2 separate regions of the Homo sapiens genome follow, and region 2 is linked to region 1. Evidence: chromatin loops called from intact Hi-C (ENCODE). Cell type or tissue: body of pancreas. All regions are shown on one strand. Each heading gives the region's core, and the rest is flanking DNA. Links, peaks and the distances in the headings are about the cores only.

What was found. A loop is a pair of places that touch in the nucleus more often than their neighbours do. Peaks named below come from ENCODE experiments on the same cell type or tissue, not always from the same donor. Only the 100,000 strongest peaks of a DNase experiment are listed, where the experiment ranks them.
Region 2: a loop joins it to region 1, with 11 times the contacts of the local background. A loop is called at or near these places in 1 of 110 quality-filtered maps.

Annotation. Positions count from the first base shown.
Region 1 is chr10:110,280,846-110,292,234 of GRCh38, reverse strand. It overlaps MXI1 (MAX interactor 1, dimerization protein), which reads right to left. Exons shown (of 6, transcript NM_130439.3): 6 at 4,870-7,411. The coding sequence ends at 7,248. It overlaps SMNDC1 (survival motor neuron domain containing 1), which reads left to right. Exons shown (of 6, transcript NM_005871.4): 6 at 1-1,505. Among named protein-coding and RNA genes, the nearest start is that of SMNDC1, 18 kb to the left of the region's middle. RefSeq lists an enhancer at 6,349-6,850. In body of pancreas, for the core only: no CTCF peak of the experiment used is centred there; no DNase peak of the experiment used is centred there.
Region 2 is chr10:110,895,473-110,906,861 of GRCh38, reverse strand. It overlaps PDCD4 (programmed cell death 4), which reads right to left. Exons shown (of 12, transcript NM_014456.5): 11 at 10,775-10,914; 12 at 6,856-8,834. The coding sequence ends at 8,774. BBIP1 (BBSome interacting protein 1) reads left to right here. Exons shown (of 4, transcript NM_001195305.3): 3 at 5,250-5,324; 4 at 6,336-8,132. The coding sequence ends at 6,502. It overlaps MIR4680 (microRNA 4680), which reads right to left and starts at 8,772; the gene lies at 8,707-8,772. RefSeq lists an enhancer at 3,107-3,186. In body of pancreas, for the core only: no CTCF peak of the experiment used is centred there; a DNase peak (open chromatin) is centred at 5,641; H3K27ac peaks cover 7,075 bases.

The sequences.
Region 1 (11,389 bases), core at 1,347-9,346:
ATCTAGATGTGGCCCTTTGGAAAATCCTAGTGTCAGGATGATGTTTGTGTCTCTGAACTAAGAGGCAGGACTCCTGGGGAGACTACCTGTCACAGTGTGATACTGAATTTGAGAAGATGCTCAATGAGAAGCATGATACCCACAGTATTTTACAGTTGAAGGTGGTTAAGCTCTCTATATTCTGAAACAAAATATAAACCTTGACCTTAAAAAGCTTTGTTAGAAAATTTAATGTAGAGTTTTCCCCATTAAGAAAGGAGACTTGAAGCTTTGAAACTGTGACAGACTGAAATGTTAAATATTGAGTTATGGGCCCCTAAGTAGAAATGGTTGCATGTAACTTACCAAAGCTTGACGTTTGACTGTTGTTACCATTTCAAGGAAAGAACAGTCCTAACCTCCCGAAAATAAAATGTTGAGTTTTAGTGGTAATCACAGGTAACAAGTGCTATTTTAATTAACATGTAGGGAGGCCACAGAGCATACTGGAAAACAGCAAGGACTCTAGAGCCAGACTAGTGTTTGTTTATTACCATTTATTACCTGTGTATTCCCATTTATTACCTGTGTATTCCTCTGATTCATTTTTCTCAGCTGTAGAATGGAAAAATCTGTTTCAGTTTTAAGGATTGAATTCAAATGTGTAAATAGCTTAAGAGTATCCGGCATAAGCACTATAGAAGCGTCTGCTATTACTCTGCAGAGTGGCAGTGGTGAATTATCTGATATTTTTTCCTTAACTTGAATAGCAATCCACATTACAATGGATAACAATACCCATTGTTTATGATTTGAGGCATCCAATTATAACTGTATTATTGAAGTGTTATCAAATTACCAAGGCTGTAGGGTATATTTAGTATTCCTAGTTAAAGGTTTGAACTAATTTGTATACTAGGGCATGTTTCTTAATGGGAAGGGGGTGAAGGTTATAATAAAAGTCACCCCTAATGCTTGTTTAAAATTAAAGAGGAATTTGTGGGCCTGGGACCAACCTTAGACTTATCCAGGCCAAGGTATGTTGTTTGACGAACACCGCAGGTGATCCTGATGTGCATCCCCGTCTGAGAACTGTTAACTATAAAAGTTTGACTTTGGAAATGAAGAAAAATTACCTTTTAGCCTAATCATGAAGACTAGGCGTCAAACCAAAACAAGATGCATCAGTTACTGTAGCAACACATTTTTTTTAAAAAATTGCTTGTTGTCACAATGAAGGGTGTGTGTCTGTTTCCAGTATGCAATTCTAATGCCAAATGTCTGCCTTAAAAATAGCAAAGGAGACCATCAGGTTAACATAAAGGAAAACTGTAGTTGTGTGACTCATGTGTCTGTAGATTGTAATTTTATAATTACAATTTTTATAAGATAAAAAACTACCAGTTGTAAATTCAACCAAAAAAAATTTAAAGCTTTGATTTAGCTTTTTGCTTTAACTTGGGTAGTAACTGAAATATAAAGGAAGAAAATCTATTAAAACCAATGAGGTTTTATATTTTTTTAAATCTTGATTCAATAAATATCAGCTGAATTAAGTATCTGTATGGTACTACGAAGCAATCAATTAGTATAAATGGCAATTTACAAGTTCAACAGTAAATGTAAACATTCTTTGTATCTAGGATTTTTGAGTTGCAAGTTAAACTGAATTTTTACTGCAGTAGAGAGGAGGAGCATAGCAGGCAAAATAACAGGTAATACTGTATTTTAAACAAACAGAAAAACCCAAGTAATTGGCGCCCTTTATCCAATCATCTTTTAAAAGGCCTATGTATGTGTATAGTTATGTTCTTAAGAAACATCTTAAGAGGTTCAGAAATCAATTTTATAGATGGAACATTTTAATAATTCGTTTTGGCCTAGCCAAAAGAGTAAAATAAAACAAAATAGTGTTAGATTTCTGTGAGGTGTTTTAATTGCCTTTTCTGCCTTTTAACTTATGTATATAAAGGTGGTTCTTTTGTGGCCTTGATTGGGGTAAAGCAGAACTGAGAATAATAGGGGTTTGTAGTAGTTGACAGCTGAACTAGCTAAAAATACGAAGTTTTGGATATTTAATTAATCTTTCAGTTCCCAGGCAACAAAAACTGGAAACTTAGTTCCACCACACACCTTACCAGTTCATTTAAAACAAAACCAGTATAGTCACTGGAATTATTTAAACTGTAATTTGTTTCTCCACTTAGTCTTTTTTAAGAATACGGCTGAAAGAGCCATGGTGATAATCATTAGGAGAGAAGGTTGGCATTTTGTTTGAAGAGCTACTTTCTCAACTTGGGGCTGAAAGTTATGGTTGTTGTTTGCTGGCTCAGGATTTACCTTTCTTGGTAAAACTGATGTGCTTTTGTTTTTTCCCCTTTCAAGCCCTGTACTTACTTTAGCAAGATGCAGTGAATTTCTGACCAGAGAAACAAAGAATTCAGGCTTGGAGGAAACACTTGACTCCATATCCTGGGAAACTAGAGTTGAAGCCTGAGATCTGAAGCTAGGCTAGTAATCACTTTAATAGATGGTAACTGTCCAAATGTTCATTGTTCAGAAGTAGCAGGAAGGAGTAAGTATCCCTTTAATTCTTTTGCCTGGAGTTTTTCCCTCCAAAATCGCCCCTCAGGTTTAGTTGACCTAGCTTTCTAAGTGTGATGAAGCTACTAATTTAGAAACGACTGATCTTAAATGTATATTCTTCTTATAATTTTAGAGGTACTTTTATAGGTTTTGTTATATTTTTACAGTGCTATTCTGTGCCCTGGTGTGAGCATCTGAAATAAGTATCTCAATTATTACCCTACCAATAAAGATTTTTAAAGCATTCCCCATGGCAAAGAGCTATGAGCTTGAGGATATGGAAAAAATTCCAAAACTACAGTAAGTTAGTTGGCAGTATCTTAAAAGAACTTCATTTAAAGCCATTTTCTCTAATTTATGACTGTATAGAAAGGTAAAACAACAGGAAGTGAAGTTTTCAGCCAGTACATTTATTTTGAACTACGCTGCCTATTTAAAACAATCTGACATATTCCACAAGAAAACCAGTTTCCTATTAGTTCTGATACATAGGAAAGGAGATAGCTGCTGATTGTCTTTTCTTGGCAAAGTCAGCACTAAATACTGACCTAGGGCACATTATTATCAGTGTATAATATGTTCAACTTGAGATTAGTCCTTTTTCTTTTTTCTAGAAAGACCAACTAATCACTAAAACTGATGCTGCATTAATCTTATAAAGCCTTCATTTAAGAAATTCTATAGGAGGCTGGGTGCAGTGGCTCACACCTGTAATCTCAGCACTTCGGGAGGCCAAGGTGGGCGGATCACATAAGGCCAGGAGTTCGAGACCAGCCTGACCAACATGGTGAAATGCCCTCTCTACTAACAAATACAAAAATTAGCCGGGTGTGGTGGCACATGCCATAGTCCCAGCCACTCAGGAGGCTGAGGCAGGAGAATTGCTTGAACCCAAAAGGTGGAGGTTGCAGTGAGCCGAGGTCACACCACTGCACTACAGCCTGGGTGACAGAAAGAAATTCTATAGGAAATAAAAAATAACTACTTTATGTTAAAGTATTACCTACCATGGAATTTTAAGTGAACCAATATTTAGGAACAGTCTTTTTCTGTAAGATCTGGAGTCAAAGTAACTAAAATTCAGGATTAAGGATGCATTAAAAGGTTGCATTCATCAGAGAAACTAGAGAAATACACCCCTTTTAATTTCCTTAGTGCTACATCTTCCTAGATGGCAGTCAGGGAGTGGGGTGGTAGTTTATATATATCAGCTTAAATCCTTACAACCCTTCAAGATAGAGGTAGTACTTATAATAGCTTTTCAGGAAGAAAAGGGCTCCATGAAGAAATCAAGCAACTTAACTAGGGTCAGCAATGTTGGAACTGGGATTACAGTGTAATTAAAACACTTGCTTTTCCCACACTTTACTGTTCTGGGTTAACTGTTGGGAACCTGATTTTGGTCAGCAACTTTGCCTCAATAATCCTCACTGCCTCTTAAAATTCCTTCATAATGCTAAAAGCAGTCATTGTCAGGGAGATTAGAAAGGCATTTCTGTAGGAGTTCTCATACCTATTCTAACCAGAAACTTGAGTTGCAGTGACTTCAGAATCCTCTAGTCATAACGCGCTACAGTAGGTTTTACCTGTACCTTTTTGAGACGGAGTCTCGCTCTGCTGCCCAGGCTGGAGTGCAGTGGCTCGATCTCAGCTCACTGCAGCCTCCGCCTCCCAGGTTCAAGATTCTCCTGCCTCAGCCTCCTGAGTAGCTGGGACTACAGGTGCATGCCACCACGCCCAGCTAATTTTTCGTATTTTTTTTTTTAGTGGATAACGGAATTTCATCATGTTGGCCAGGGTGGTTTCAAACTCCTGACCTCAAGTGATCTGCGCACCTCTGCCTTCCAAAGTGCTGGGATTACAGGTGTGAGCCATTGCACCTGGCCTACCTGTACCTTTTAATATAAATGTCACTCAGGTGTTCTATAAATAGGGTACCCTAAATAAGATTAGTGGAACTTCCAGACTTGTTTGCAATTTGAATAATAGTGTAGCTAAAGGATGCTCCCAAAAGTTATTTAGAGAACAGATCATGAGAATGGCTTTGTGTCCTACCTGAGGCAGTTAATATTATTATTAATGTGGCACATTAAACCACATGCAGTTAGGTTATATGGAGTTACCAGTCAGGCTCCTGTTTAAATTGCAGAACAGGAATGGCAATTATAATTCAAACTGCCATTTGATTTGGCATTGATACTGATTTGGTATCAACAGACATTTAGGAGATAGTTACCTCTTAAGGTGTGGATACCCATTCATGTTTTTGCCTTCATAAAGAAGGATGGTACAAAAAGAAAGGTATTCTTCGTTCACAGTTTTTATTTCTTCCAATTAACTTTTGTGTCTTCAAAGTTGATTTGTCTTTTAAAAAATTAATACTTCTTACTCATACAATCTACACCACCCCAAGGAAAACAAACCCAGGGAAGGGTAATTTAGGGGGCAGTTAAAATGTGCACTATAGGTTTATAACAAATGCTTTCCAGCCCATAATCCTGTACATATGCAACAAAATGGCACCTCAAGTTCATCTGAATGAAGGCCCAAATAATGCAAGCGAAGGCCATGAGAATAACAAAACAAACAGAAGCTTAGTCACTGGCTTCATTCACTTTGTATGGTAGCACAGTCTTCAAACTGTCTCACACTTGATCAAGAGTAAGCAAACACAGAGACAACATCTTGACTCAGCCATTAGTAATTATAAGTGAAACCAGAAATAATTTACCTGGGCCACAAAAAGGAATTGTTTTGTCCTGTTTTTCATTAAGTCCCTAGCACCTGAAACGTAGCAAGTTCTGATACTGGGCTTCTAAAGGCATGCAGTTTTTCACTCACATCTACTTCAAAGAATTTCTTCCACTGAAACATAGCACAATCAAGGAAAAACTTCTTCTGGAGGCAAAGGAAGAGCACAAGTATATGTTGAGGCGTAATGTATGACCAAGATGGTACACTATATATAGAAGCAGTGAATGCTGTTAAAGTGTCACTCACAAAGGGATAGTCTAACATTAACACACAACTCAACTGCACTGCTAAATATGGTTGTCTTTATTTTCTTTTTCCTTGCCCAGCCCTATCTAAACATAAAATAAAACTACAGGACTGAAATTAACAATCCATTAAAATCAGCAATAAGTTATGAAAATCATAAAGCTTTTTTTTTTTTTTAAGTAATTAAGGGTAGTTAAATTATTTAAAGTATACAAAGTCCAAACAGCCAGGGGTAAGGTCTCCAAGAGGCCTTCCCAGGGTAAGGGAGAGGGCCACAAGGGAACCTTGGAGTTTGAAAGACAAAGGGAACACATGACATCAAAGTGCAGGCTAGAAATTTCACTTAGAAGAAAATAACATTACTGAAAATATTCGTAAGAGTAACAATAGCACCTGCACAGTGGGACTGTGAGGAAGAGAGAGACTGCCTGTAGGAAAATGGAAGCAAATCTTTACATTAAAATGAGACAAGTGCTGAACTTACTATGTTAACTATGATAGTGTGTCTACTATAGATATCAGATGGTTAAAAGCTGGTAAAAGGTAATGATTCTAAAAACAAAAATAGCATTGACCCTTTTTCTACCTAGCCCAGACCTCATTCATTTTGTGCACTATAAAGAGTGAGGTGTGAGGTGTTTTATCATTATCAAATGCTGCATCAAAATAGATGATTTTTTTCCCCATGTGTTTTTCCACTATAAAAGACATCTATTTTTTTTTATGGATAAGCTTTAAAAAGATGTCATTTTGGTTTTCAACACATATAAACAGTTATCAAAATCTGAAATAAAAATGCTGCTGTGGCTCAGACCTTGGCCTGCTAATCTGCGTGCACAACTCTTCTGACCCACGCAGACAAAGAGGCACATGGAGCTTTTTCCTTTTGGCCCCCCCAATCCATACTCATAGGCCTTGTAGGATAGAGGCTGTCATGCATGGACTGCTCCCATGTGGCCTAAGGGCAGCAGGATGGAGAGGTGGCAGCTGGGTGCCTAGTGCTAACAATGCAGGATAAGGTTAGCTTGCTTAGCATGGAATCCAACAGAAAGTTGAGCTGCATGATGATCCCTTTCAAAAGGCTTCATGGGAGTCTCTCCTTTTGCAGAGCATGAAATGAGCTTTTTTCAAAAAAAAAAAATAATAATAAAGGATTGATCATCCACAGGCTTCATGATAAACTGTCCCAGGCTGAGTTTTAATAGCTCATTATTAGCTATCCAAGATTAATACCTGATTTTCTTGTCTTTTCATTCGAATAGTTTTTATTTTGCTTTTAGGACCATAAAGCTCAGGAAGGGTTCATAACCCCATCCTTAAATGTGTCTACTCAATGTAGTATGAGCAAACTAGAAAAGAGAAAGAGGATGGCATCTCCAATGTCCTCTTCTCAATCAACTCAAATCAAGAAAATTTCACACAAGTTTTCTGCTGCCATTAAAAATTGTGATTTTTCCAATATGAATATTCTGAATATTTGTTCTCCTTGGGAGGCTCTGCCCCACTTTTTGCTAAGTATTTGCTTAAATACAGGTCCTCTGACCCTTTTGTTCAAGTATAGTTTTGTTTTGTTTTGTTTTGTTTTAAAGAGGAGACTGCATCATGAACCCAATTTAAGAGATTGTTTGTATTGAATTGGCCCAGTGAATATTTTGCCCTGCACTGTTATGTCATGCTGGGTTCTATGAAGTGAATGAAAGTTTGACACTGGCACTGGAGTAACCCTCGTCACTCCCAATACTCGGCAGGCTGCTGTGGTCATCAATGTCACTGATGCTGGTGGTACTTATATTGTCCACTTCTCCATGGGAGAACTCTGTGCTTTCAACATCCACTTCAATCTCCTCTGCCAAAGGAAAAAAAAAAAAGAAGAACATTAATTATCGAGTATAGCGCACCTTCAAAAACTAACAGCATGAGGAAAAGAGGTATAAGAAATGTTACACAACAAGCTTATTATCAGTGATGTCTGGAGAACAGAGGAACAAGGTGAAGAGACAGGAATATTTTTTGCCAAGGGGAATGTCTGATATACAGTGGTGGTCTTAATTTAGGCAGCAAATTTCCTAAATCCTTTGACGCCAGTCCGTCTGGACCTCCCTAAAGCACTTGGCGTATTTGGGAATTAGTGCTTAATATTAAAAGGTCCCAACCCCCAAGTGGTTTAAAAACATCTGTTTTGCATTAAACCACAAACTAATTCTCAGTTCTGTTTATTAATCAGGGTTGCCTTAAAGGGTGGGCAGGAGCATAAACTTAATATAGGCAAACTAGAAAATTTACCCATCCAAGCCTTTGGTGGTGCCATTCTACAGATAGTTCAACAGACTTCTAGGATTCATCATAAAGATCTTCAACTAGTCAGTCAAACAAGTCATTATAAAGTAGAGTTTGAGGTATATGTCTTAGATTTAATTTTCTTGCATCAAATATAGCTTGAAATAAGGGCCTGAGACTTAAAAGTCTTCAGATTATAGTGAGATCCATTTTGGTGGTAGTATACAGACTTAAAAGCCAAACATTAAAAAAAAAAAACACCACAAATACATATTTGACTCAGCTATCAATAGATAATGTTGCTGGACGCAGTGGCTCACGTCCGTAATCCCAGCACTTTGGGAGGCTAAGGCAGGAAGATCACTTGAGTGCAGGAGTTTGAGACAAGCCTGGGTAACAAAGTGAGACCTCATTTCTACCAAAAAAAACACAACAACACAAAAATTAGCTGGGTATAGTGGGTGATCCAGTAGTCCCAGCTACTCGGGAGGCCAAGGTGGGAGGATCACTCTTGAGCCCAGGAGGTTGAGGCTGCAGTGTGCCAAGGTCTCACCACTGCACTTCAGCCTGTGTGACAGAGTGAGACCCTGTCTCTTAAAAATAAAAAAAAAAATCTTAATTGTTAAATACTAGATATTCAATCATCAATAATATACATAAATCAATACACATGTTAAAAACAAAAAGGAGTTAAAAAGTTGTTTTCTCCCATCAGAGCTAGAGTGAAACCCAGGATTTTTCAGTTACCTTACTTAAATTCAAAGCCTGATGTTTCACATTTGGCACTGACTTTTTAAGGGTTCACACTAATCACAACTGCTTTAAAAAAAAAAAAAAAGTGGATTCAGCCGGGTGCGGCCAAGCACTTTGGGAGGCTGAGGCAGGTGGATCACGAGGTCAGGAGTTCAAGACCAGCCTGACCAATATGGTGAAACCCCGTGTCTAGGCTAAAAATAGAAAAATTAGCTGGGCATGGTGGCACGCGCCTATAGTCCCAGCTACTTGGGAGGCTGACGCAGCAGAAACACTTGAACTTAGGAGGCAGAGGTTGCAGTGAGCCAAGATCACGCCACTGCACTCCAGCCTAGGCGACAGAGCGAGACACTCTCTCTCAAAAAAAAAAAAAAAGTGGATTCTTGTGAGGCCAAAAGGACAGGGTGAAGCTATTTCCAGGAATATACTTTTCAAAAGGGCTTGTTGCTTCAAAAGTTTTAGAGATTCTAGAGATGTTTTTAAAATGTAGGCAGCTGTCCAAATAATCTGTGAATTCATATATTGGCTCTATATCCGAATTGCTTCAGAAGCCATTGTTTCCCAGCACCACTGAACACTCATCCAACCTACAACTAGAAGATAATAACAAGGCACACTATCCAAAAGAGCATGCTGAACTCAGTCAAAATAAAGTAAAATGATGGCCAACACAGTGGCTCACACCTATAATCCCAGCACTTTGGGAAGCCAAGGCAGGAGGATTGCTTGAGCCCAGGAGTTTGAGACCACTTGGGCAACAAGGCCCATCTCTATTTTAATAAAATTTAAAAATATGTTTAAAAAAATTTTTTAAAAACCCAAAAAAACAAAGTAAAATGAGAAACTGCTTTAGCCAAGTGTACCACAGATGTTAACTAAAAGCCCCCATAACACTACAAAAAGGAGGTTGCCAGCTCAGGATAAGGATGGTACTTGGTAAGGTACCGCTAAAGTAAGGTACACTGGGAACACTAAAAAAAAATGAGAGCTATAGTGATGAAAATACACCCTCCTCTCTGAAATTTGGAGGTAGTTGGGGTGGGTACAAGGAGGAGGTAACAGGAAGGACAGCTAAAACCTAAAGACCTAAGAAGAGGTTTCCGCTAGTTAGCAATAGAGGAAAGACTGGGACACCAAGGTCAGGGTTATTTCTGCTATATTTCACTGTTACTGATAAATGTAGCATGTACTTCAGGTTCTTGCTACTGCCTCTGGTAGACTTTTCTTGAAAACTGCCACACAAAAATAAACTTTTACATAGAAAAATAACAAAACAGAAAAACAAGAACTCCTAGGGTTGTGTTAAAAAGGTTGCGTTAAAAAGGATGAAAAAACTATTTAAAAGGCTCCTACTCAGCAAATCTGGGACAGTTTGAGCATTCAAAAGAATTTAAAAGGATGACTGCAATGGATTGGAACACATTCAGTACAGCAAAACATGAGTTCATGATATAATCAAAAAATAGTAAAACCAAAACTTGTTACTTCTGGAAGCTGCTAGGTTACCAACTCTGTTTGGAAAACTGATAAAGCAAAAACCAAGACCAAGCATTTATCCCACCTTCCCTGTATGAACTTTATTTCAGGATAACCGAAAAGTTGATGAGAAAATGTTTATAGGAGAAAAACAGTTTATAAATACAAGAGGAATGACACAATTAGAAAATCACTATTTTATGACACCCAATGAAATAAGGGCAATAATTGCTAAAACTGTTAAGTTAAAGGCTATACATTTATATAAATGTATTAAAATGACCTTACCTGAACCTATTGATTAATATTAAAAGTGCAACAACAACTACACACAATACTGACATAACAGGAAGTACAAAGCACCACCTATGAAGTATTCTGCATCTACCAACCAGTTTACAGTCAATATAAAGGACATAACATGTTAAATGACACCATGAGGATTCAACCAGCCAAATCTAGGATGTAGGAAATTCTATAAGAAAAATGACTCAGTCTCTTGATGTTTAAAAAAATATGTACATATATACAACACACAGATCTATACCTATATATTCCTTCATGTTTTCTCTGCCAAAGAAGTCTTTTTGAGATGTTATGTAGAAATCAGTTTTTGTTTCTACCAAAACGGTGTAGGGGGAAGAGAAAAAATTATTATAGATTAATATCTTAAAAGGCACATCAAACAAATGCAATGTGGCCTTTGGATCCTGATTTAAACATACCAATGGTAAAATGCCATTTTTGAGACAACTGGAGAAAATGTATCACAGACTGGGTATTAGATGATATTAAAAAAGATTATCTGAATTAATTTTGTGGGGTATTATAATAGCATTATAATTACATTTTTAAAAATCCTATTTATTCAAGATACATACTAAAGTATTTAGGGGCAAAATGATGTTATCTGGGATTTGAGTTAAAGCATTCCAGAAAAAATATTGAGGGTGAGCGTAGTGAAGAACAGATGAAACAAGTTGACAGCTATTCAAACTGAATGGTGGGTATACAGGAGTTCATTATTCTATTCTAAGTATGTTTGAAAATTTCCACTTAAAAAAGTCAAAAACAAAAAACAAAATCAGAGTCCTAAAAACAAACAAACAAAAAAACTCTGTCACTTGTCTCATGTTTTAGAATCCTAAAGAGCTCATGAGCTCCTTTCTCCAAATGTAAGACTTCAAATCACCAGTGTTCACCTCTGGGATCTTTTAATGTGATATGAAGCCTGATGTGGTGGAAGCTTTGGGAAGAACAATCAGTAAAATTCAAACCATTCTTTTTTGGTTGACTTCTGTTCTTTAACTCTGTCAAA
Region 2 (11,389 bases), core at 1,275-9,274, 610 kb before region 1:
AGGGCTGGGCACAGTGGCTCACGCCTGTAATCCCAGCACTTTGGGAGGCCAACGGGGGCGGATCACTTGAGGTCAGAAGTTCGAGACCAGCCTGGCCAACATGGTGAAACCCTGTCTCTACTGAAAATACAAAAATTAGCCGGGCATGGTGGCATGCGCCTGTAATCCCAGCTACTCGGGAGTCTCAGGCAGGAGAATTGCTTGAATCCAGGTGGCGGAGGTTGCAGTGAGCCGAGATCGTGCCACTGCACCCCAGCCTGGGCAACAGAGCAAGACTCCATCTCAAAAAAAAGGAAGAAGAATAGAATTGTAGCAATAAGTAAATTTCAGCCATGTATATACGTGAACTAATTGAGAAAATAAAGCTGTCTTCTTATTAACAGATATATGGCCAATAACTTTTATGTTCAACAATTGCTTTATCAATGTGTAATTCATTTTGACCAATTTTGTGCCAGTTGTAATAACTGAATCCAAAATATTTTAAAGTTTAAATTTATAAACATTTTTGTAGCAAAGAAGTATGATAGGATGATCATTAAAATACCAGGCATGAGGCCAGGCACGGTGGCTCACCTCTGTAATCCCAGCACTTTGGGAGGCCGAGGTGGGCGGATCACGAGGTCAGGAGATCAAGACCATCCTGGCTAACACAGTGAAACCCCATCCCTACTAGAAATACACAAAACAAATTAGCCGGGCTTGGTGGCGGGCGCCTGTAGTCCCAGCTACTCGGGAGGCTGAGGCAGGAGAATGGCATGAACCCGGGAGGCGGAGCTTGCAGTGAGCCAAGATCGCGCCACTGCTCTCCAGCCTGGGCGACAGAGCAAGACTCCGTCTCAAAAAAAAAAAAAAAGGCATGAAAATACGTTACACTAGAATAAAGTGGGTTGGAAATAGAGGTCCAGGAAGAAAAAAAGATGATATAAAACTTCTAACTTAAAAATGATCTTCTTTTTATTAATGGATGATGGTAGCTATCAAATTGCTGTTATGTTTAGATTATATTGGATATGTTTTTAAAAGACTGAGGTAACAGTTATTTTTAAATATGCTGGAAATTATATCCTTTATAATTTAAATTTATGATAAGAAATTTAAACATCAGTGTATGAAGTGATACCTAGTTTTCCAAAATCTCTTTGGGAGTATGCAAGTAGAAAATTTGAGGACCACTAATAATACATTCTCCAAGTTCAGAAGGACACTTCAGTGATCTAGTCTGGTCTCACACCCATTATTTAATTTGGTTATCCAACTAAATCACACCAGGGATTTTTTTTTTTGGAGGGGTGGGGGGAGGACGGAGTCTCGGTCTGTCGCCCAGGCTGGAGTGCAGTGGCACGATCTCGGCTCACTGCAAGCTCCGCCTCCCAGGTTCACGCCATTCTCCTGCCTCAGCCTCCGGAGTAGCTGGGACTACAGGCGCCCACCACTACGCCCTGCTAATTTTTTGTATTTTTAATACAGACGGGGTTTCACCATGTTAGCCAGGATGATCTCGATCTCCTGACTTTGTGATCCGTCCGCCTGGCCTCCCAAAGTGCTGGGATTACAGGTGTGAGCCACCGCGCCCAGCCCCCACACCAGGGATTTTTAACTTGCCAAATGTATGTGATTGATTTGAAGGCAATAATCCATCCTAGACCTGCGTTTTAACTCTCACTCCTAAAACAGAGTAAAATATTTCATGACAAAGATTTGGTTTTCCTTCAAGTTTTTCAGCATTAATTTTAGACATCCAGCTCAAATAGCTACAACAGGTTTGCGTACCTTGTCATGATTTTGGAATGCACTGTTCATCAAAACTATTATCTCTGGGAGAAATTACAAACTTTAGAATCTGTGTAAGAAAAGGAAACAGCAGATTCTTCTCCATTTACCTAAACCAAGGCCTTCAAAAAATGATGAATTGACACTGTATTCTGTGAGCATTATAAGTTTGGTTCTATTAATGTAAGAATAATTTCATTTTCTGTAATTTAATGTTTTCTCTTAAGGTATGCCTTGACAATCTGCATCATTTTTTAATTTGGCATAGTATTCCGTTCTATGGATGTTCCATGATTTATTTAACCTTTGATCTGCTGGTGAACATTTAGTCAGCTTCATCTATTGCTGAACATTTTGCTATTCAACACAATGCTTTAATGAACACTCTTATTTTTACACATTTGTGTTCTTTAGAACCAATTACTATGAGTCAAAATTGTGCATATTTAGTTTTAGTAGATACAGTACTGCAAAATATTCCTCTAAAAAAGCTTAACAACAGTGCTAATTTCCCTATACCGTCCCTACCTGTGGATACTATCAGACTTTTAACTTTTTTGCAGTTTAAAAAGACATTACACATGCACTCATACACACAAAAGCAGTCTTTGCTTAAATGTCACCTTCTTAATGAGGTCATCATGATTTTCTTCTTAAAACTGAAATACCACCCCCCTCAGCATTCCTTAATCCCCTTTACGTTATTTTCTATAGTTCTTACCACCTTCTGGCATGCTGTTGTTTCTCTCCTTATTCTAGACTGTAGGCTCCAAAAAGGCAAAAGTTTGGGTTTTTGTCCTGTTAATTATGAACAATGCTTGGCAGATGATAAAAAAACTCACATATTTATTGAATTAAATGGCCATGGCAATTGTAGAATACACATGAATTTCAGCCATAGCTGTTATGTTTCTCCCTTGGCCCATCTGTCCCTGGTTTAAATACATCTCACCTGACAAGAAAGTTCTCTTAAAAGTAGCCACAACTGCTTACAGTGCATTACTCTAAGCAAATCACCCATGTCTGGCTATTAGCAGGCCGTGTGGGAGAAGGAAATACTGTCTGTATACCAACGTGATCAGCAGTAGGCTGCATATACAACAGTGGTTCTATAAGATTATAATGAAGCTGAAAAATTCCTATTGCTTAATGATGTCATACCCCGTTGTAATGCTCATGATATTGTGGCAGAACACTTTACTTTGTCTATGTTAAGATACACAAATACCATTGTGTTACAGTTGTCTACTGTATTCAGTACAGTAACATGTACAAGTTTATAGCCTAGGCCCAGTACACTCTACCATATAGCCTAGGTTTATATTAGGCTATACCATCTAGGTTTGTGTAAGAGGCTATACCATCTAGGTTTGTGTTAGTACACTCTTAGGATGTTTGCACCATGACAGAACCACCTAATGATGCATTTCTCAGAACATATCCCATCATTAAGAAACACATGACTGTACTCCTTCCTACTCTGGACTCCCAGGGCAGCTGATTATCAACAAAGTGTAGCCCAGCCAGTGCTGGCCATCCAACCTTGCTTATTTTAGCCCTTCCCTTCCTGTTTCTTTCTTGCCAATGCCTAAGGGGGCCTAGAAACAAGAACCAACCCTATTAAAACAGACATTCTATCCAGGCAAGTGACTGGCACTAATCTCCCCCACACTAGGTGCAGCCCACTCCCTACCATCCCTTTGGCTCCACACCCTTTACAGTAACAATGGCAGCTTAGTCAAACAGAGAACTGAGGTTTGGTAGAGCACCAAGTTTCATTGTTTTTGTCAGGCCAGATTTTGGATGTGAAAGAGTTATCAGACTAAGAGAAAACAAAGGATAGTGACAGTTCAGAGTAGCTGGAGTTGCTTACACTATATAACAGCTAAGAGTTGTTTATCTACCACTTTAGCATTTTGGTGATACATATAAAAATCCTTAGCTCCTATGTATTTCCTTCACATTTATCAACATCTATAATGTCCTCCCTTTCAGTGGCGTATCATGTCAGGTTTGCTTCAAATAAAGAAATGTGATCATAATGAATATTTTCACTGTGATGTATTTAATGGAGAGGCTAGGTGGTGGTTTTGATAGTTCAATTCAAGGCTAATCAGGGGGTCTGCAATGCTAGTAACCTTCATCCTAACCTGGAAAAAAAAAAAAAGGCAGTGATCACTAGGTACCACTGGCAGGCCTAAAAAGAAAAGAATATGGTAGGAGAAGCTGTGCAGTCTAAGGAAATTGTGTATTGTATTTATTTCACATTCCATTTAGTGATGAGTTGCTTTATTCCTGGTCCATTACTTATTTCATCATCTCTCCCTGCTAGAGCAGTATAGGGGTGAAGTTTGATGACAAAGTTCTGGAAAGCAGATAGAGGTTTTCAGGAACTTAGACGTTCCAGAGTAAGAATCTGAGCAAGAGAGAGGAAGAGACTTGAATACAGAGTAGGAAGCTTTTATTAGGAATGTCAAAGTAGTGGAGCGGGAATAACAAAAACCAGAAGAAGCTTCACTTGATTATAATTAATTTGCAGTGGTTGGTAAAGGCAGGCACCAAGCCAGATTCACCACTTTATAAATAATAAATCTGTGGGGGTGATGTTGTGAAAGATGCATGGTAAGGTTGCATCAGCAAGGTGAATCACTGAGTGGGTGGGACCGTCTAGAAAAGCATCTGTGTTTGGAAAGGGATCATTCTACAGCTTAGTCCAGAACACCTTGAACACACAGCATAGCAGAATCTTGACTGTAATACTTGGAGCAAATGTCACTGGCAAAAATGGCATATATGCTGGGATGTTCATAACAAATAGTTAAATATTGTTGGTCCTTTCGCATATAGAATCTCGGTATTAGAGGAAAATAGTAAACTGAAACTCTATTTCTGTTCTGCAAGAGCCAATTTCACCTATTGTATTACTTCGTTACCAATTGCAGCTGTGTAGTCAGTCATCCATAGGATTCTTTTTGTTAGACACAAAGTAGAAACCAGCTGTTGGCCGTTGAGACAAGTAGGAATCTTAGGAAATGTTAGCCTGCCAGTTCCTACTTTTCCTAACTACCTGCCTCACCACCCCCATCAAATGGTGGTCATGTTTTTTGTCACCCACCATTCAGGGGAGATGCTATCAACGAACCACGCTGGCTACACACAAATACCTTTTCCTCAGATGATATTAATCATCTTTGCCTTAAAAACTGAAGCTCTACCAAGTTTTCACTATGAGAGAAAAAAAATTACAACACCTAGCCTTGTAGTTAACACCACAACTGACTAATGGAAGTTGACAAGATCTAAATGCTTATACAAACTATCCCAAGGTCACAGGAAATTAATGGCAATATTATACAAGGTTAGGGTAGTTCACTTTCTATAGGAATTTGGATTTTACTTCTTAAACTACAATGGAAATGTCTCAGGCAGTCTGCTTTGGGAATGTATTCTTGAATAATACTGATTTCTCATTGAAGGAAAAAACACTATATCCAACAACTCAGATATGGCAGAAGTGAAGTCAATGTTCCGGGAAGTTCTTCCAAAGCAAGGTATGTACATCACAAATATTGAGGTCATTGATTATTACAGGACTAAAGAAGTCATAGGCAGTGTCACATAGCAGGCTTAATAGCTAAACATCTGCAGCTATTGTGTTCCGTATTATCTCATTTACTGTCTTTTACTATATGCTTTTTCATGACATCCAGTAAAAGGATAACAAATGAAACATTGTTTCTTATACCTAAAATTGCCTATTAATTAGCTAATTCCTAAAATTCCTAATTACAATATGAATTTTTTTTAAGAGACAGGTTGTCACTCTGCCACCCAGGCTTGGGTACAGCTGGCACAACCGTAGCTCACCGCAGCCTTGAACTACTGGGCTCCTGCCCTAGCCTACTGATTTGCTAGTACTACAGGCATGTGCTACCATGCCTGGCTAATTTGTTCTTATTTTTGTAGAGAAGGGATCTCAATGTGTTGCCTAGGCTGGTCTCAAACCCCTGGGCTCAAACAAACAATCCAACCCCTTTGGCATCCCAAAGTGCTGGGATAACAGGTAAGAGCTACCATGCCCTACTCAATATGAAACTTCAGTGAAAGAAATAATGGAATTTACTATGTTAAATAAGGTCTGAAAGTGGAGAAAGAGAAACCTGAAGCAACAGTAAGAAAAGCCGAAGGTTTAAACCTTCAGTCATTTGAATATTTACGTTAAATATCATATTTTGCTATATTTTTTTGCACTATGTATATATATATTCTGCCAAATCTTATTTTAAGATTAAACTTCTGACACAAAAAGTTGTGTCTTATGGTAGCATAGATTCTTGGGTAGAACGCTCAAAACTTGTCTTCCTCAGAAGCACCCTACTAGTAAGAAATGCGCTTATAGAATGACAATGATCTTTCTGGTTCCAGAGCAAAACTCAATTTAGGTACAAGAGTTTTTCAGTGACAAGAGATTAATTTTTTAGACCTTCATTCTAGCTGCAAATCCAACTACAAACAACTGGGTTATCTTTCTTGAATTAATTCTTATTTCTTGTTAAACTTAGGGCCACTGTTTGTGGAAGATATAATGACAATGGTGCTGTGTAAACCCAAACTTTTACCCTTAAAATCTCTGACTCTGGAAAAACTAGAGAAAATGCATCAAGCAGCACAGAATACAATTCGCCAACAAGAAATGGCAGAAAAGGATCAACGGCAAATAACCCACTGAATGATAACTGAGCACTTTAGGGAACAACCTGCCTTATCTACTATTTAACAATAACTAGAAAATATGCTTCTGTGTGCTGAAAGTAGTATGTGTTATCAATAAAATTGATAGTATTCATAGAAATACAAAAATATCCAAGATTGATGAAATTTGTATTGTGAATGTAAACACTCTGGTTTGTATTGAACATAAACAGTTAAACTATGAACCAAGTTTTATGGGGTTTAAGTCATGTTTTTAGAATTGCAAATTAAATTATTTGTTCACCATTCCTATTGCTATCTTTTATAGATAACATTCTTGGGATCTTTTATAGCATTCTTGGGCACAAGGGATTAAATACAACTTTTATATACAGAGGATCTTTACATGTTTATTAAATCTGAATTTGAAGATACATTCCAATCTTGCATAAAGTGTTTGTTGGGCTTTTACATTACGTAATTAAAAAACAAAATTTTTTAACCAATTTTATGTGCCATGTCACGTTTAATGCTATCTTGTGTGACCAGATCCCACCAGTAATGACAAAACTGTCTTAAACCTCATTTTTTTTTTTTTTTGAGACAAGAGTTTCACTCTTGTTGCCCAAACGAGAGCAATGGCACCATCTCGACTCACTGCAACCTCTGCCTCCCAGGTTCAAGCAATTCTCCTGCCTCAGCCTCCCAAGTAGCTGGGATTACACGCATGCGCCACCATGCCTGGCTACTTTTGTATTTTTAATAGAGACAGGGTTTCTTCATGTTGGTCAAGCTGGTCATGAACTCCCAACCTCAAGTGATCCGCCCACCTCGGCCTCCCAAAGTGCTGGGATTACAGGCATGAGCCACCGTGCCCAGCCCTTAAATCTCATTTTTAAGAAACCCTCACCTATTCTGTAGTCAGCTAAGCTTTTAATTACATTAATTTTAAGCACTTGAGAATAAAATGACTGCATTTATCATCCAAGTGTCAAACAATTAAAAACCTAAAAATGGTAACTATATATAAGCTGAGGTAATATGGGCTTGATAAAGCCCATGAGGTAAATATGAACACTAAACTTGGTTTTAATTCTAACAGACTATATCTAAACCTGTAAGCAGTATACTCCTAACAGTACCCTCATAAATTCTGAATATAATTCTTGTTTGCTGCAGTCAATATTTGGCAGTTTAAATTAGCACAGACGTTGAGGCCTTGCTGAGTTATTAGGCTATGTAAAAGAGGTTAAAAATATGATCATTCTTTATTGTTAATTGGTAATATTTTCTCATACATTAGGTAAATGTCAAGCTTTGGGTCTCTGGAGTATAACTTTTTGTAACATTAGCCATTATTTGGTAACAGAATTTAAGGATGATGGAATGATGGAAGGTATTACATATTTCTAAAACTTAATTAAGCTCTAGGTCAGATAACAATGGAGTAAAGTGATACCTGCATTTTTTTCCCCAGTGTAATCTTAATTTACTATTGTATTTTTCACTTAAAATTTTGTAGGGAAAAAAAGTTTTCAAGGGAACACTAAGATTAAATTGACTAGGTTCAAATATGCTTCCTTATGAGATTCAAAATTTACTGTGTGAAATTAAAGTTTAAGAGACCTAAAAAAATGTACTCCCAATAAAGAATCAATACTGCTTCACATGTTTTATTTTGGTGTACATTCTTCTAGAACCAGGTTCATTTTTCCAGTTTTGTAGAAAAATAGATGTTCCAGCCACCTTTTACTTAACTGTCTAGTCTTTTAAGACCAATCAGTATGTTCCCTGGAAAGATGAATAAGTCTCATGACTAATTTTTTAAAAATTCTTTAAGACAAAGAAATAACTTTCTTTTTTTACTCCCAAAGCACAGTATCTCAACAGCAGCAGCCAACATGGGGTTTTAGCAGCTTAACTTTACCCCCTAAATAAAGCTTTGTATAAACCAGTGATTTTACTACAAAAAACACTGTCCTTGAAAGAAAGGAGTGGCAGTCAGACATCAATGCAAAACTTGGAATGATTAGATAATAAACATGGCACTTACAAAAGGTAGCTTATTAGAATATTCCACTTAAGAAGAGGTTACTTTTCTGTCCCTCCTTGCCCCCTCGAAAAACAAAAAAAAAAGAAAAAACATTTCCTTTAAAAATTCCCCTTAAATGTAGGTTTATAAAATGTCAGAAATGCCTTGTACCCAAAACAAGTGCTTAAAAAAAAAAAAAAAAAAAACTTGTGCTAACAACTCTTACAATTCAGATATATATTTTTATAACATCTAAGACTGCAAGAGTTCTTATATTCAGTAGCTCTCTGGTTTAAGACGACCTCCATCTCCTTCGCTTACAAAACGCTTTCTGCCCCTGTAATGAAGAAAAAAAAAGACATGAAAACAGATACAAATTCTGACTATAGTCAATATATAAAAAAATTAAAAACTTGGTATTTTTTCGTTACGTGTTAGCTTTTAAAGGGTTTTCCATTAAAAAAAAAAAGCATGCCTCTAATTCCTTTGGAAAAGACTCCCTACTATATATCTTAGCATAAAACATCAATATCAAATCTGAGTTTTTGTTTTAATAAGTTCACTATCCAAACAGAGTCACATTAAAAAAAGTTGACTCAAACTAAAACATTTTATTTAGAAATTTAAAATTATTTCTAATTAATTTCTAATTATTATTTGTAAGCTTAACAGTAAGCCAAATAGGAAACACTAACATAATTCAGAATTATGCAAACTGGAGCTGTGCAACCTATCAAAATATCCATGTTTGGCAATTTAAAAAAAAATGTTTTATCAACTGTAGAAAAGCCATAACTTGAATGTGGAAAAAAATCAGAATTACAGCCTATGCCCCATTTTGGGATTCGTGCTTTGTCAAACTCAAGAAGCCCTGCTCTATAATGTAACCACACTCTTACCTACATGTAGTGGCAATAGCCCAGAAGGAACAGCTGGCCAGTGGCCTAAAGCAGTAAGTGGGAAATAGAACTTAGGCAACATTAGCCCTTACTCTCTGACCCCAGGCCAATAGGCACAAGCATGCAAAACCACACACAAATGTGCACCTTACCCAAATAGGCTAAAAGATGAAGGACCCAAGTCAAAGCTGTATGGTATGTATACACAGAAAGTTTATTGCCTCATGTGACCCTTGAGAATAAAGCCACACAGAAACAATCAGACTTTCAAACAGAGGCTGAAAAACTTTCAAAAAGCCAATGCCAGGGTACTGGCCCCTTTTCATATTAAGTCTAAGTGGAAAACAGCTACATCATCTTGAACATAAAGGCTTCAGACTGTATGAGACCAAGGTAGGGAATGAAAAAGCAGTCAATAATAAGAAGGCCAAAGTTCAGAGTTTTTACTGATGTATATCACTTGGCACATCCATACATAAATCCTGCCATCACCAAGCTAACGTCTGTATTTCCAAACATTTCTAGTAAAGCTATTAAACTATCTTTCATCACTTTCTTTTCCCTCTCTTTTAATGGCTTCTAAAATTCTAAAGCAAAGGCCCCTACCAGGAAATATTTTTCTGACTTTTAATTCTTACAATGCACTTAAAAATATCAAAGCTTAAGAAATTTTCCAGATAAAAAATTATAAGAACTTAAGATTATATAAAACTGACCCACACAAGCAAAAAGTTTAGCTATTACTAAACATTTATATTATTACATTATAAGCTTCATTATTAGCTTTAACAACAACAAAAAAACTTACCAACTAGTAGCAAAAATATTAATAGCTCCAAGGAAAATCACCCACACACATACACTTTCCAGTGAGAACATCCTCCACACACCCCCCAACACACACACTTTCTAGTGAGAACATCCAATTAGCCCTAATTCTCCAACCTGTAAAGAAGTCAAGGAAGCCACATCCAGTACAGGTAAGAGCCTAGATCTTTGAAGCCAGAAAAGTCCTGAATTCATACTTGGCTTCTACCATGTACTAGCCATGTGACCTTAGAAAAAGTACATTATACCTCCCTAAGCCTCAATTTTCTCATCTTATCACTGATAATACCTACTCTAAACACTGAAACTACTTACAACAAAGGACCTGCTCCACAAGATTAGTTTCTTTCAAATAAACTAGGACTTCATGAGGCAGTCCTGTACAGATTTACAAGGGGGCTAAAACAAGCTTCGCCCTTCTTTCTCCATGAACTCACAAGAGTCACGTTCTTCAGTGACTTCAGGGAACGATAAACTAACTTAGCAGTTAACCTTCCCAAAGATCTCATCCACTATTTTACATTGAGAAAGTAGTATTTAAATAAAGTACCTTGAAGGACAAAGATCTCTGAGTTGTTTGGAAATTATTCCAGCCTGAAAACATTCTTCTACAAACCGCTCCAGCACAGAGTATGAATGTGGGACATCCAGATTAATGTCCGGAATTTCATTGTAAATTCTCTCATAACCCTACAACAATGAAATTACATGCAGAATTGTTAGCCCATATAAAATAAATGTCATAAAACACAATCCATCACTATGTCATCAATTTGTATTTAAGGCCAAATATTCAAATGGTTAAACTGAAGTCAGATTTGAATCGTGAGAAGCACAGAAAGTAGATTTGTTACAGTGTTTTACAACTGTTCTCTTTTATTAGAGTCAGGAAATAACAGACATTGGCAAGGTTGAGGAGAAAAGGGAAGGTTTATACGCTGTTGGTGGGAATGCAAATTAGTTCAGCCCCTGTAGAAAGTGGTTCGGAGATTTCTCAAAGAACTCAACATAGAATTACCGTTCAACCCGACAATCCCATTACTGGGTGTATACCCAAAGGAAAATAAATCATTCTACCAAAATGACACCTGCATTTGTATATTTATCGGGTACTATTCACAACAGCAAAGACATGGCATCAATCCAAGTGCCCATCAATGGTGGA